Regions from separate parts of the Homo sapiens genome. Here region 1 is linked to region 2. The links are chromatin loops, found by intact Hi-C in ENCODE. Cell type or tissue: Calu3. All regions are shown on one strand. Each heading gives the region's core, and the rest is flanking DNA. Links, peaks and the distances in the headings are about the cores only.

Region 1 (8,339 bases), core at 221-8,220, 360 kb after region 2:
TCGGGCTGCGGGCATTCCTTGGCCTGGTGGCCAGATTTTTGGCACTTGTAGCAAGCTCCTGGGGTAGGAGGTTCTGGAGGAACGCCTGGCCGCTGCAGTTCAGGTGGGCTGCGGGCATTCCTTGGCCTGGTGGCCAGATTTTTGGCACTTGTAGCAAGCTCCTGGGGGAGGAGGTTCTGGAGAATGCCTGGCCGCTGCAGTTCAGGCGTTTGGAAGTTCTTGTGTGCTGGAGATATGGCTGGGGTTTGCCTCACAGTGGAGGCAAGGAATTGCAACTTTTTTCTATTATTGTACACCTTGAAGGCAAGGTTAATTAAGTCCTGTTGTGGAGTTTGAGGGCCGGAATTTAATTTTTGGAGTTTTTTCCTAATTTCAGGAGTGGATTGGGTGATAAAATGCATATTAAGAATAAGGCGGCCTTCTGGCCCCTCTGGGTCTAGGGCAGTAAAGTGTCTAAGTGTTGCTGCTAAGCGGGCCATGAACCGGGCTGGGTTTTCGTCTTTACCTTGGGTAGTTTCTTTAAGCTCGTCATAATTAACAGCTTTGTAAGCTGCCTTTTTAAGCCCTTCAACTAGGCAGGAAATCATGTAATCTCGCCTAGCTATACCTGGGGAATTTGCCTGGTAGTTCCATTGGGGATCCTCTCGGGGAACTGCTCTAATGCCTTCCTGGAGGTCTGGCTCATGAAGCCAGCGGTTGTCAGCATGAGATTGGGCTAGAGAAAAAACTCTTTCCCGTTCATCTGGGGAGAGGGTAGAAGTCAGGATGACATTTAAGTCACTCCAGGTTAAATTGTAGGACAGAGTTAGATATCAGAATTCCTGTATGTATTTAGTGGGGTCTGATGAGAAAGAGCCTAAACATTGACTGATCTGAGAGCGGTCTGATAGAGAAAAAGGTACATGTACCTTGACTATGCCTTCAGCTCCAGGCACCTCTCTAAGAGGAAATTGCTGGGCAGGTGGGGAAGAGCTAGTCATGGAACTAAACTGTAAGCCAGACCGGGTGTGAGGAGGGGAGGTGGTAGAAGTATTATAGGTGGAGGAGCGGAGGCTGAGGAAGAATTGGGACTTAGCTCAGCTTGGTGAAGAGCAGCCTGAGGAGGAGGGGAGAGGTCAGATGGGTCTGTAGAAAAGGAAGACTGGAAAGACTCAGCAATGCTTGGGGTTGGGACTGAGGGGACAGGTGGGAGGGAAAAAAGGAGGATTTGGGAGGAATCGAATTGGGAACAGAGACTAGGGAGGGAATGAAGTGTGAAAAATGCCTGGACTTAAGGCACCTCAGACCATTTGCCCATTTTTCGACAAAAATTATTTAGGTCCTGTAGGATGGAGAAATTGAAAGTGCCGTTTTCTGGCCATTTAGAGCCATTGTCAAGTTTGTATTGGGGCCAACCGGTGTTGCAGAAGAAAATAAGGCATTTAGGTTTTAGGTCAGGTGTGAGTTGAAGAGGTTTTAAGTTCTTGAGAACACAGGCTAAGGGAGAAGAAGGAGGAATGAAGGGTGGAAGGTTGCCTATAGTGAAGGAGGCAAGCCCAGAGAAAAGAGAGAGTAGAGACATGGAGGGAAGGGGTTCGGGGGTTCTTACCCTCCAGAAAAGTGGGAAAGGGGTCGGGGCATGGAAATAAGGGGTCAGGGCATGGAGATAAGAGGTTGGGGCACGGAAATAAGGCATTGGGGCACAGTGATAAGGGATTGGGGCACAGAGATAAGAGGTCAGGATGCAGGGATAAGGGATTGGGGGTTCTTGCCCCTTAGAAAAGCGGGACTTGCCACTAAGGGTGAAGGAGAAGGGGTTGAGGAGTTCTTGCCCTTCCCCCATAAAAGCAGAGAAGGGGTAGAGACATGGAGAGAAGGGGTTGGCAAGTCCCCCAGAAAAGCGGGACTTGCCGCTAAGGGTGAAGGACCAAGGCAGGCGTCCCTGCGTGGTCTGACACCTCTGAAACGTGGGTGAATAATCAGAGAAGCATCCCTGCAGTGATTAAACACCAAGGGAAGGCTGCCTTCCTAGTCCGTGACCAGCGCCGGAGTTTTGGGTCCATGGATAAAATGTGTCTCCTTTGTCTCTACCAGAAAATGAAAGGAATTGAAATTAAGAGAAGGGACAGATTGAAGTGTGGCGCCCAGATTGAAAGGAGAAAGAGGTTGAGGGATAGAGGGAGGTTGGAGAAGAGAGTAAAAAGAGGCCGCTTACTGGATTTGAAATTGGTGAGATGTTTCTTGGGCTGGTGGTCTGAGGACCTGAGGTCGTAGGTGGATCTTTCTCATGGAGCAAAGAGCAGGAGGACAGGGGATTGATCTCCCAGGGGAGGTCCCCCGATCCGAGTCATGGCACCAAATTTCATGCACGTCCGTGTGAAGAGACCACCAAACAGGCTTTGTGTGAGCAATAAAGCTGTTCATTTCACCTGGGTGCAGGCGGGCTGAGTCCGAAAAGAGAGTCAGCGAAGGGAGATGGGTTGGGGCCGTTTTATAAGATTTGGGTAGGTAAAGGAAAATTATAGTCAAAGGGGTTGTTCTCTGGTGGGCAGGAGTGGGGGTCACAAGGTGCTCAGTAGGGGAGCTTTTGAGCCAGGATGAGCCAGGAGAAGGAATTTCACAAGATAATGTCATCCATTAAGCCAGGAACAGGCCATTTTCACTTCTTTTGTGGTGGAATGTCATCAGTTAAGGCAGGAACTGGCCATCTGGATGTGTACATGCAGGTTACGGGGGATATGATGGCTTAGCTTAGGCTCAGAGGCCTGACACCTACTGTTCCATATTCAGATGCTGATCTGTTCTTTATATGAAGTTGCTCCCAGGGTGTCAAAGTAAGGGAACCAGCTCCTGTAAAACTCAATCTGCAGATGATTCTCAAACACAAAACCCTTGCAAGTCTTCCTCTGCCAGCTCAGAGACAGTTACAGTTTCAGGAGAGCCATGTAGGATGATTCTTTGGTTTATCAGAAAATAGTTAAGCCATTTGTATTGATAGAGCAGGCATCATGCCAGTTGAAACATTCTTACACAACCCAGCCACTCTGGATGATTTGTACATCTTGGATCCAGGCACAATAAGCAGCTTAACTTGGAGCTGAGAAATGAAAACAAAGGATGTGGTCTCGCTGTGGCTCCCTGACCTCAGGGATCTGTATGGTTTCCATGATTATAAATTATCTAAGAAGAAGTTGAGTTCTAGGTCCAGAGAAATTATTCCGAGCAGCAGGAATATACTGACTAAACTGATGCACCAAAATGTCAGATAGTTCCTCTGGTTTTGTTTCTTTTTAAATGTTGTTGTTGTTAGGGTTATTTTTCCCTCCACAAGTCACTTTTTGGCTTGGCAAAAATGAACTGCAGACTGTAGAATATCAAGGAAGTGAGATCTGAGTCTTCCAGCTGTGTTGCTTTAAAGGATTCAATTAGAGCACAAATGAGCTCCACGCACATATTTGGGCAGTGCAAAGTTCACTCTCAGGGGGTGGGACCTTGCTAAAAGAACTCATTCTGCTTTGGCTGATAAGAAAATGTGCTTCCTGTTTCTCTTCAAGGACAAGAAACTTAAAGTAAAATTTTAGCCAGCATCAGAGAGCTATGACACTTTCACTTCCTAACTTGAGACTTAGGACTTGCTGTTTGAAAAGCTACATTTGAGAGAAAGAGCTCGAATCTTTGGCTTCTTCCATCTTGCTATGAAGAAAAGGAAAGAGATTTGTGGTCTCCATTCTCTCCCTGACACCAGACTAAAAGATTCCTTGGAATAATCAGAACTGAGAAATATATTATACTTTATTCACTTAACCCTAGATCAATTATATTACCTCTTTTCTTTCTTTCTTTCTTTCTTTCTTTCTTTCTTTCTTTCTTTCTTTCTTTCTTTCTCTCTCTTTCTTTCTTCTTTCTCTTAGTATTTTTTAAATAATTTATTATTATTATTATAATTTGAAACAGGGTCTCACTTTGTCACCCAGGCTGGAGTGCAGTGCCATAAGCCTAGCTCACTGTACCCTCAACCCTCTGGGATCAAGCAATCCTCCCACCTCCACCTCAGCCTCCTGAGTAGATGAGTAGCTGGGACTACACATGTGTGCCACCACACCCAGCTAATTTGTAAAAATTTTGTAGAGACAGGGTCACACTGTGTTGCTCAAGCTGGTCTCAAACTCCTGGAATCAAGCAATCCCCCCACCTCAGCCTCCCAAAGTGCTGGAATTACAAACATAAGCCACTGTACCTGGTCTGTGTTACCATTTTCATAGTAAAATATTTTTACCACAAAGCTAATTTATCACTAAATATACTCTGTTCTCTTATAATGAACATGTGTCATTCTTTTTGTATGCCCAGCATACATCTTGCTTTTTTTGTGTAAGGAATTTTCTACCTTATGAGTGTGGGTGGGAAACAGTGACCTCTTCTTGTAAATTTGTTTGAGTTCATTGTAGATTCTGGATATTAGCCCTTTGTCAGATGAGTAGGTTGCGAAAATTTTCTCCCATGTTGTAGGTTGCCTGTTCACTCTGATGGTAGTTTCTTTTGCTGTGCAGAAGCTCTTTAGTTTAATTAGATCCCATTTGTCAATTTTGTCTTTTGTTGCCATTGCTTTTGGTGTTTTGGACATGAAGTCCTTGCCCACGCCTATGTCCTGAATGGTAATGCCTAGGTTTTCTTCTAGGGTTTTTATGGTTTTAGGTTTAACGTTTAAATCTTTAATCCATCTTGAATTGATTTTTGTATAAGGTGTAAGGAAGGGATCCAGTTTCAGCTTTCTACATATGGCTAGCCAGTTTTCCCAGCACCATTTATTAAATAGGGAATCCTTTCCCCATTGCTTGTTTTTCTCAGGTTTGTCAAAGATCAGATAGTTGTAGATATGCGGCATTATTTCTGAGGGCTCTGTTCTGTTCCATTGATCTATATCTCTGTTTTGGTACCAGTACCATGCTGTTTGGGAAAAAAACAAACAACCCCATCAAAAAGTGGGCGAAGGACATGAACAGACACTTCTCAAAAGAAGACATTTATGCAGCCAAAAAACACATGAAGAAATGCTCATCATCACTGGCCATCAGAGAAATGCAAATCAAAACCACTATGAGATATCATCTCACACCAGTTAGAATGGCAATCATTAAAAAGTCAGGAAACAACAGGTGCTGGAGAGGATGCGGAGAAATAGGAACACTTTTACACTGTTGGTGGGACTGTAAACTAGTTCAACCATTGTGGAAGTCAGTGTGGCGATTCCTCAGGGATCTAGAACTAGAAATACCATTTGACCCAGCCATCCCATTACTGGGTATATACCCAAATGAGTATAAATCATGCTGCTATAAAGACACATGCACACGTATGTTTATTGCGGCACTATTCACAATAGCAAAGACTTGGAACCAACCCAAATGTCCAACAATGATAGACTGGATGAAGAAAATGTGGCACATATACACCATGGAATACTATGCAGCCATAAAAAATGATGAGTTCATATCCTTTGTAGGGACATGGATGAAATTGGAAACCATCATTCTCAGTAAACTATTGCAAGAACAAAAAACCAAACACCGCATATTCTCACTCATAGGTGGGAATTGAACAATGAGATCACATGGACACAGGAAGGGGAATATCACACTCTGGGGACTGTGGTGGGGTCGGGGGAGGGGGGAGGGATAGCATTGGGAGATATACCTAATGCTAGATGACACATTAGTGGGTGCAGCGCACCAGCATGGCACATGTATACATATGTAACTAACCTGCACAATGTGCACATGTACCCTAAAACTTAGAGTATAATAAAAAAAAAAAAAAAAAAAAAAAAAAAAAAAAAAAAACAGTGACCTCTTTCCATAAAAAGTCTAGGAAAATTGCTTGAAGAGAGGACACAGGCATGTGTCTTTGGTTTTGCCAATTAGATGCTCTCTTGGAGGATGTGGATTTGAGAACTGATGATGCAAAGACCTATCCTTTGGGTTAGGGTGGCAAGAGCTCTAGTCAGCATCTGGCACTATGAGTATCTGCAGTATAAGCCTCAAAATCTGTGCCTGGAAACAGTGACATCAGTGTCTCTATAAGACCAGCCCTACTAGGCTTTATGTTGGGCAATACAAAGTTGGACTTGGTTCTTGGTGAAAGTCTCCAAGCCAATTATCTGGCCCACTTGGGAATAAATGATAATTCTGCTTAAATAAACCAAATTTCTGTTGCTTGCAACAAAAACCCTGACTGATTCACTCTGTCAGCTTAATTTCCTTCCCTGGCTTCTCTTTTCCCCTCTTCCTTTCCCTTCTTTCCTCTTCCTGCTTCTTTTTCCTTTCCTCCCTCTTCCTTCTCCCCCTTTTCCTTTCCTATTTCCCTTTGCTTTCTTCCTCCTCCTCCTCTTCCTCTTCTTTCACTCTCTTCTCCTCCTTCTCCCCATCTCTCTCCTTCCCTCCTCATTCTTTTTTTCTCCTTCTAATCCTTGTCTTAGTTCTTCTCTCTCCATTCTCCTTACTTTCACTCTCTCCTCCACATTATTTTAGTTCTATTTTCAAGTATTGACACTCCTACCCTGAAAGAAATAAAAAACTCTAAACTTCCATTTTGTAGTTGATGAAACTGAGACCTAACATGTTTAAACAAATTATTCCAAATGGCCAGAATTCAAGGTGCCTTCCTCTTAATTTAATGTTCTTAGCACCATGCCATCATGCTACCTAAACAGTATATTTGATATGTTCCCTGAAGATGAATGAGCTGTTGATTCAATGCTATATATGTAAGGGAATAATTTACTAATAACATTTAGTAAAAGGACGTTTATAAAATATTACACATTCCATATTCTTCCACTGCCTTGGCATAGAGAATAAGTAGATGAGTGTGTATTTGTGTCCAGTCCATGTTTATTTGACTTATGTGGTTATGTGATCATGTGAAAAAAAATTGGAGTGGAGACCTGGGAAATCACCTCTGTTGGTCCAGTAAACTAACAGTAATCATCATCAGTATTAGTTATTATTAACAGGGAAAAATCAGTTGAGATTTTGCATAAAATATAACAGTGCTCTTTCAAAAGATACATCACATCTTGCCTTTCTTTAGCGTAAAATCACTTCATGGCTTCCCACTGCACTTGGAATAGGATCCAAAGTCTGAGTAGAGTGACAGTATCATTTCTACTCCCCTCTAGGACATGTGTGAGATAAAAGGAGCCCTATTAGTCAAGAAGAGGACAACAGGTACAAACTGAGACTGAACCTTACAAGGAAACCGAGATGCATGATTACTCCTTGCACATAGCCTTGACTTTCTCTCTAATCTCATATAGTACCACTCATCTCCCAGCTCAGTTTGCTTCCAGCATGCTGTTTTTCTTTTCTTCTTTTTTATCCTTGAATATCCTAAGCTGGTTTTCTTCTCAAAGGTTTTGCATTTGCTGTGCCCTCTGCCTGGAACACTCTCTCCCTATCTGTTCACATGGCTGCCTCTATATCATTTTGGACTCAGCTCAAATGTAGTTTCTCAAGAGAGGCCTCTTTAGACTAATCTAATAATATTCATTCTTCCACCCCACACCTCCTTCTGTTTATCCTTTATTTGAAATAGTTGTTTACAAGTTGGTTTAATTTCCAGATATCTAAATATGAGCCCATAAAGGCAAGGACCTTGTCTCTCAAGTCCACTTCTTTGTCTGTAGTGCCTAGACAGTGACTGGCACACAGAGGTATATGTATTTGTTAAGTGAATGAATGTATAAAAGTAGAATTGGAAAAGAACATTTTACTATTTAACTAATAATGATTGCAGTTATGCAGTCAAAGACATGTTAACATTTTAACATTCCTACACATGCATATACAACATAGCAAGAACACAATTCCTGTGAGAGCACCTTCATATTTCCAATTACTGCATTCATTTTAATTGTCCAAAGGTACCAACCTATTTCAGAGAGTCTCGTGCACTGCATAGAAGATGAGATGAGATGATGGCTTATAAATGGAATCAGAACTTTAGCATCAGAATTAGAGGATAGAGGGCTTAAATGTGGCTGTTTGTGGTAGGTTGGTAGTGTTCCAGGAAGGCTGATAGCATGGTCTTATGTTCCCTTCAGTCATCTAAAATGCTTTTATTTGCTCATGTCCTTCTCTTATCACTTATGTCACATTTCTCTGCTTGTTTGCCTGCCTCCCGTTAGACTGTAATCACCAAAAAGGCAGAGCAAGATGTTTTTTCTTTCTAATATTTGTTACTCCCCAACCCTGACTCCCACCCCCATGGTACCTTGATCACTTGGAGCTTATTAATGTTTGTTAAACAAAATTGAATTAAATTATATAAAATAGATCAATATAAAATTTTCAGAAATGATT
Region 2 (8,325 bases), core at 326-8,325:
CTCAGTGAACTGGTTTTATCTGTGCTATGGGCAGGAGGGACTCTCCAGGTGATTATAGTTCTAACGGTACCACTAACAAAAATGCAGAACATTTAACAAATACACTTATCCTTAAATATAGTAGCACCAAGAAACCAAGATTCACAGATTTACTAGTGGTTCTTCATGGCTATCTCTATCATCTTTTAATAATAACATACTCATGAGTTATATAGCCCAGATGTAAATTTTTTTTCTGGTGATAAATTATGAAAATTAGTAGACCAAAACCAGGGCATCAAAAATTTGTTCTTAAGAGATTGTTTTAAATATTGTTTTCTATTACAGACTCCGCATTCTCCTCTATTCTCCCAGTCACCTAGACTCAAAAATGTAAAACTATCTTGAGTTTTTTCTCTTTCCTACCCTCCTGCTAGTCACTCATTATATTCTATAGATTCGGCCTTTGCAGAATCTTTCATATCAATCCCATCTTCTCCATGGCTTTTACTGAGTTCAATCGTCTCCTGCAGGATAATTTGAAATACTGTATATTGTTTTTTTGCCCTTGTAATAGAGCTCCTAAAACCCCTGGAATTTCCTGAGTGATAGGAGTATTTATTTTTTGATAGTCACAATAAGCCCCTTTGATAACACTTGAATTCATGCTAATGAGGTTACATGGGGTGGGACCTAATAGCCCCAGAATAGGGCTGGTCACGAGAAAGACCAAGTAATTAGACAACTAGAGAGTACTTTCAGCTTCACTCACCAACCTCTAGGAAAGGTGGGGCAAGGGGGCTAAAGAGCATGCTCTATAAAAATTCTTAAACAATGGCCAGGTGCTGTGACTCACTCCTGTAATCCCAGCACTTTGGGAGGCCAAGGCAGGCGGATCTCCTGAGGTCAGGAGCTTGAGACCAGCCTGGCCAACATGGCGAAACCCCATCTCTACTAAAAATACAAAAATTAGCCGGGCATGGTGGCAGGTGCCTGTAATCCCAGCTATTCAGGAGGCTGAGGCAGGAGAATCACTTGAACCCAGGATGTGGAGGTTGCAGTGAGCCAAGATCATGCCATTGCACTCCAGCCTATCAGGGGTTTTTGCTTTTGTGTCTCTCTCATTTTCTCTTGGTACCACCATGTAAGAAGTGCCTTTCGTCTCCCACCATGATTCTGAGGCCTCCCCAGCCATGTGGAACTGTAAGTCCAATTAAACCTTTTTCTTCCTAGTCTCAGGTATGTCTTTATTGGGTATGAAAACGGACTAATACAGTCAACTGGTATCAGTAGAACGGGTGTTGCTGAAAAGATACCTGAAAATGTGGAAGTGATTTTGGAACTGGGTAACAGGCAGAGGTTGGAATAGTTTGGAGGGCTCAGAAGAAGACAGGAAAATGTGGGAAAGTTTGGAACTTCCTAGAGACTTGTTGAATGGCTTTGACCAAAAGCCTGATAGTGACATATATAATAAGGTGTAGGCTGAGGTGGTCTCAGATGGAGATGAGGAACTTGTTGGGAACTGGAGCAAAGGTGACTCTTGTGATGCTTTAGCAAAGGGACTAGCAGCATTTTGCCCTGCCCTAGAGACTTGTGAAACTTTGAACTTGAGAGATGATTTAGGGTATCTGGCAGAAGACATTTCTAAGCAGCAAAGCATTCAAGAGGTGACTTTGGTACTGTTAAAAGCATTCCATTTTAAAAGGGAAACAGAGCATAAAATTTTGGAAAATTTAAGGCCTGATGATGCAGTAGAAAAGAAAAACCCATTTTTCTGAGGGAAAATGTAAGCCGGCTGCAGAAATTTGCATAAGAAACAAAGAGCTGAATGTTAATCCCCAAGACAATGGGGAAAATGTCTCCAGAGAATGTCATAGGTCTTCATGCAGCCCCTCCCATCACAGACCCAGAGGCCTAGGAGGAAAAAGTGGTTTTGTAGGCCTGGCCCAGGGTCCCCATGCTGTGTGCAGCCTAGGGACTTGGTGCCCTGTGTCCCAGCTGCTCCAGCCATTGTTAAAAGGGGCCAAGGTACTGCTCAGCCCATGGTTTCACAGGTTGCAAGCCCCAAACTTTGGTGGCTTCCATGTAGTGTTGAGCCTGTGGGTGCACAGAAGTCAAGAACTGGGGTTTGGGAACCTCTGCCTAGATTTCAGAAGATGTATGGAAATGCCTGGATGCCCAAGCAAAAGTTTGCTGCAGGGGTGGGGCCCTAATGGAGAACCTCTGCTAGGGCAGTGTGGAAGGGGAATGTGGGGTCAAAGCCCCCACACAAAGTCCCTACTGGGGCACTGCCTAGTGGAGCTGTAACAAGAGGGCCACCGTCCTCCAGACCCCAGAATGATAGATCCACCGACAGCGTGCACTGTGTGCCTGGAAAAGCTGCAGACAACACCGGCCTGTGAAAGCAGCCGGGAGGGAGGCTGTACCCTGCAAAGCCACAGGGGTGGAGCTTCCTATGACCATGGGAGCCCACTTCTTCCATCAGTGTGACTGGATGTGAGATATGGAGTCAAAGGAGATCATTTTGGGGCTTTAAAATTTGACTGTCCCGCTGGATTTTGGACTTGCCTGGGCCCGGTAACCCCTTTGTTTTGGTCAATTTCTCTCATTTGGAATGGCTGTATTTACCTAATACCTGTATCCCCATTGTATCTAGGAAGTAACTAGCTTGCTTTTGATTTTACAAGCTCATAGACAGAAGGGACTTGCCTATGTACATGTATGTATACACACAAACACATATAGTTATGTACCACTGAACAACATTTCAGTCAGTGGCAGATCACATATTTAACAGTGGTACCAAAAGATTGTGTGTTTACGATACCTTTTCTGTTTAGATACACAAATACTTACCATTGTGTTACAATTGCCTGCAGTCTTCAGTACAATAACTATATAAATGACTGTAGTACTAAGTGTTACATAGTATGAGGATGGATGTTACAATGAATTGCTTTAGGAGATAACAGAAGAGAAAGGAGTATGTCCCTCTGGGCAAAGTGAAAAGATTTCGTGGAGAAGATGGCATTAGACTATTTGGTTTGTAGGCATACACATGGTCATAAGAGACGACATGACAAGCTGGGGAGAGGAGTACAGGCAATGTGTAAGAAGCAGTGAGCAGATAATTTTGCTGGAGTGTGTGTGGCCTCAATGGAAATAATAGGAAATAAGGCTGGAATGGTACTATAGCGAAAGCATCAACACTACTTCCATTTGGTAATGATTTACTCTGTGAAGGAAAGCAAATGAAGCATCTGGACAGATGCCTAAAAATGTGGAAATGTACTCCCCGGACTGGTTTGAGTTTGGCAACATGCTTTAGATTTGTAGACTGAGAGTTGTATTGATCAAGGTATTCAAGCACACAAGAAAGTGTAACCAGAATTTGGGTAAACTACCACCAGGTGGTAGCAGATATGCTGATTTCATGATCCAGATGACTGGATTTAAGCTGAGCCAGTTCAGAATTCTGTTTCCAGTCTCTTATGCATGTATATGTTTGTTTGCATAGCATATAATCATATCGAGACCCATATTTGTGTAAAATAATTTGCTTCAAACAATATAACAGCATCCATATTGACAGAAACAATACAACGTGTTTCTCTGTCAAACATTTTATTCTTACCTGCAGAATGTACAGGGATATAATCTAATCCAATGAGGAGGTTGGAAACTACTATTCCAGATATCATTTCAAATAAATAAGAAAATATACATCTTTATTTGGAAATCTTCTGCTTGAAAATTGAGGTTGGAAGCTGAGTTAAAACTGAGAGAGATTGGGGAGAGGTCAAGATTTGGCTTATTCACAGAGAGTGGGTGGAATATAAGGGCTTCAGATGGCAGGCAAATCTACTAGAGACATTGCTAGAGTCTTCTTAGATCATCTAACAATCCTTCCAACAGCCCTGTGAAGTAGAAAGTATTATCTCCGTTGAAACATAAGGAGACTGTAGTTCGAAGGGCTTAAGCAATTATCTAACTTATTTGTACAAATGAGTAACAGATCTGGAATTTGAACTCACCTCTGGCTTCCACTTCATGTCTTTGTTTTAATTTAGTTCTCACTGAGATTTAGCATTTCCTTCAGTTATGCATGTAGGTAACAAACAACGAATATAATTTATAGATATTTTCATATCAAATTAGTTATTTTATATATATATATAAAATTTTTGAGACAGAGTCTCATTCTGTTGCTCAGGCTGGAGTGCAATGGTGCAATCTCGGCTAACCACAACCTCCGCCTCCCGAGTTCAAGCAATTCTCCTGCCTCAGCCCCTGAGTAGCTGGGATCTATCCGCCACCACACCCAGCTAATTTGTTTGTAGTTTTAGGAGAGACGGGGTTTCACCATATTGGTCAGGCTTGTCTCGAACTCCTGACCTCAGGTGATCCACCCACCTTGGCCTCCCAAAGTACTGGGATTACAGGTGTGAGCCACCCCACCTGGCCATATATTGATATCTTGTATATTCCCATGACTACTTCCAAATCATTGTAGTGACTGGACTCACCACTACAGCTATTATTTATGCATTTACATTCTTGAGGCAGCTTTATGCTGCATTTTTATTTTAGAAGATTATACTATATGACATTTCAATGAATTGAGGCTCAAGAAGGTAAAGTATTGTGTATTATTTTCTTTTTTTCTTTTCCTGGGCTTTAACAGTGCAGAATTGTAGAATCACGATTTTTCATTCATTGTAAATTTAATTGACTTCATGAATCCAGCAGTTGCAGTTTGAAGATTTGTTATCAATATGACATTTATTCATTTGTAAGTGTTTTGTTCTTTCCCTCTGGAAGCTTTTAGAATTTTTTTCTTTTTTATGCTACTCTGAAATTTCACTATAAATGCCTCCTTATCTAATCTCTTTGGTATTCCTTGTGTCCTTTCAATCTGAACATATACATACACACACACATACTGTGTGTGTACGTGTGTGTGTGTGTGTATGCTGATCCAAGTGCTGAGTATTCATGTATATAGTCACATGGGTATATAGGCAACTACCACAAAGATGAAGGTATGGAATATTATCAGCAGACAAAAAGCTTTCTCATACCCTCTCACAGTCAATAGCCATTTGAAGGTAGTCATTGTTCTGATCTCTATCATTCTGGTTTAGTTTTGTTTTAAAAATTAATTTAAATGAATCACATAATATATACTTTTTTGTGTCTGGTTTCTTTTGTTCAAACTTATGTATGAGCAATTCATGCATTATTTATTCATCAGATGTTGGGTTCTCTAAAAACACATACTGGGCGGGGAAGAGAGTTGAACTGTGATGCAGGCTTGATAAAACCTCTGTTGAGTATTGCCCATCACAGCGTCCTACGCTGAGTTGAAATGGCTAAGCATTTACACCCTTCCCTACATATTCAGTACCTAGGTGTGAACTGCCCTGCAAAGGGCAGACCACAAACAAGGCAATTTGCAATTGAGGCAGTCCATGGAAGAGGTGGACAGGTGTAAGGTATCTGCTGATTGTTGTGACTGGTCAGTCAATTCTAGGGTAGGATTTTTAAAAAAGGAAAGAAATGGGCTGAAAATAAGTAATATGAATGTGAGATTAATATCCTACTGCTTTGAAATAAGTGAAAGCTTCTTTTTAAAATCCTTATAAAAGAAATATTTTTTTTGGAAGCTGCATCTGGGTAACACATTATCACTTTTTTTTTAGATGGAGTCTCACTCTGTCGCCCAGGCTGTAGTGCAATGGTGCTATCTCAGCTCACTGCAACCTCTGCCTCCTGGGTTCAAGCCATTCTCCTGCCTGAGCCTCCCGAGTAGCTGGGACTACAGGCGTGCACCTCATGCCCGGCTAATTTTTTTATATTTTTAGTAGAGATGGGGTTTCACCATGTTGACCAGGCTGGTCTCAATCTCCTGACCTCAAGTGATCTGCCCACCTCAGCCTCTCAAAGTACTGGGATTATAGGCATGAACCACCGCACTGGCCACATGATCACATTTTTGCTGTGTGATATTATATCATATGAATATAGCTTTACAATAGGTCTTGATTTCTGATAGTTTAAGTCTATAGTTTTATACTTCTTCAAAATTGCCTTGGCTATTTCTAACTTTTTGAATCTTCATATGAATTTTAGAATTACCACGTTAATTTTGACACATACAGCAAAATATACTGTCTGGGAGAAGTTAGTGCCTAAAAGGGGCTAATTCATCAGGGAAAATGTGTGGAAGCTGATGGAGACAATGAGCTGGATCCCATATAGCTGAGGTATGACTGCAGTGCACTCTAACTTCTCTCACTGAACTCTAGCACAGTTTAAACATTTTCACTGATTTGCATTAGTGGGTTTATTACAGCAGGGTTTGGTCTGCACAGTAAATATTTTGCAAGTTGTTATAGTTTTGTGTAGTGTTGTTATAACGGATAGAAATATTCAGATAGTCAGAATTTGTATGCTAAAGAAAACATGTATTCTATGATTACACACACATTTCTATCTCTTAATTTATACTTTGTGAACTATGTTTATTGGGAATGTATGGTGGAATTTTGTAATACATTTTATTCTGTTAATGCAGCTTTGGTGGACATTGTGAGCAGAAGCCTACAGAACCTAGTAATGAATGTAGCTAGCCATTTCATACTCCAGTGCCTACAGCTGAACACGGAGTAAGGAAAGTAAATGGTAGTTTAGTCTTCCTGGCTACTGTGTCATTTCCAGTTGGGGAATGTAATATGTTAAATTGAGTTGAGACACATTATTACACTGATGCATGCCTCCCTTGATTGTAAATAATAAATCTGTGGTATTTTAAAACAGTGGGACAATGCTTTCAATCTGGATAGAGTAAAATTTAGTATGGCAGCCAATATATGTTTAGTTCCAATTAAATACAAATAGAATCTTTGGTATTGTTAGAAGGCGCTTCTGACAATGAATTAAAGTGTAGATTAGGTAAATAAAAATGTATGTAATATAAACATAAATCTGTGTAGACAGATGTATGAGGGGACATGTGAAATGGTGAAAAGATGGAATTCAAAGATACTGAAGACTTGAATCTCAGTTCTAGAATCATGACTCACTAGTTATATTTGAAGAAGGTACTCAGTTACTTCATTAGCAAAGTGAAAGCTGTTTATGTAATCGCTTCACTTTGCTCAGGTCTTTGATAGGCACATATTTAGCAATGCTCCCTCACCTCCCATTTGCAGCTAATAATTGTATAGCTGTGAGCTGACCTTTGGTTCCAATTCTAATTTTTGGAGTAACTGGCTTTAAGGCTATGTTGAAAAGAATTCTGAGGTCTCCTCTGGGCTTGGTAAGAATGAGCGACATAATGGATAAATGATGTTTGCTTTAGACATGGGAGGAGGACATGACCATACATGAGCCACAGGTTGGCTTTCCCTGCTACATTTACTACTTCAGAACTACAGTAAGAGTAATGGTTTTTGAACTGGAAAACTTAATTACATAAACCAGAGGAAGATAAATTATCATTTGTTGGATACATTATGTATGATAGAAATTATAGTAATAATCTTTGGACCCTCCCCTTTCCTTTCTGCCACCAAGCTGGACTGGGACAAAGGTTTATAGTGATGTTAACACTATGTCTACCACTCTCTCATATGGGAGAGTCCTGAATGCATTAACTTAGTAATGTGACATTGGGGTAAACATTTTTCACCTGATGCAATTCAAACATTCCATTTTCTTCTTAACAGGGCTGATGTCCCAAAAGTCTTATTCTTTTCCATGCACCAAAAATCAAACCAAACAAAACCAAGAAAAAACACCCACAAAATTTTAAATAGCATTTAGCATTTCTTTAATGTCTCTCTAAGCACCAATTGTTCCCTTAGTGCTCCAAATGATGTTTCAAAAGCAAAGTTGCCAAAATACACAGGTGCTAAAGAGGTACAAGTCTCACTGCTCAAGTAAAAGATCCAATTTTATAAGGTTGAGTAAATACACACATGCTCTGAGACATAAAATCTACATTTTCAAGCCTCTCATTCCATAAATTGAAGATTTTAGCTATTTCTAATAGCTAAAGTAGAACATATCAAGGGACTAATTTTCCTCAAGAATAAAGAAGATTGGAAGAAAGTACTAAGAAAGCACACCAACATTCAAGCAAGTCACAATGATAATAAAAAGGAAAATGTGGGCCGGGCGCGGTGGCTCACGCCTGTAATCCCAGCACTTTGGGAGGCCGAGGTGGGCGGATCACGAGGTCAGGAGATCGAGACCATCCTGGCTAACACGGTGAAACCCCGTCTCTACTAAAAATACAAAAAATTAGCCGGGCGTGGTAGCGGGCGCCTGTAGTCCCAGCTA

What was found. Hi-C counts contacts between places; a loop is a spot of excess contacts. Peaks named below come from ENCODE experiments on the same cell type or tissue, not always from the same donor. Only the 100,000 strongest peaks of a DNase experiment are listed, where the experiment ranks them.
Region 1: it touches region 2 in a loop (6-fold over the local background); 2 of 110 quality-filtered maps call a loop at or near these places.

What each region holds. Positions count from the first base shown.
Region 1 is chr3:152,591,427-152,599,765 of GRCh38, reverse strand. No RefSeq gene overlaps it. Among named protein-coding and RNA genes, the nearest start is that of P2RY1, 240 kb to the left of the region's middle. RefSeq lists enhancers at 2,260-2,930, 3,294-3,393. In Calu3, for the core only: no CTCF peak of the experiment used is centred there; DNase peaks (open chromatin) are centred at 3,025 and 3,455.
Region 2 is chr3:152,956,481-152,964,805 of GRCh38, reverse strand. No RefSeq gene overlaps it. Among named protein-coding and RNA genes, the nearest start is that of P2RY1, 130 kb to the right of the region's middle. In Calu3, for the core only: a CTCF peak has its summit at 3,378 (motif pointing right); DNase peaks (open chromatin) are centred at 3,335 and 4,255.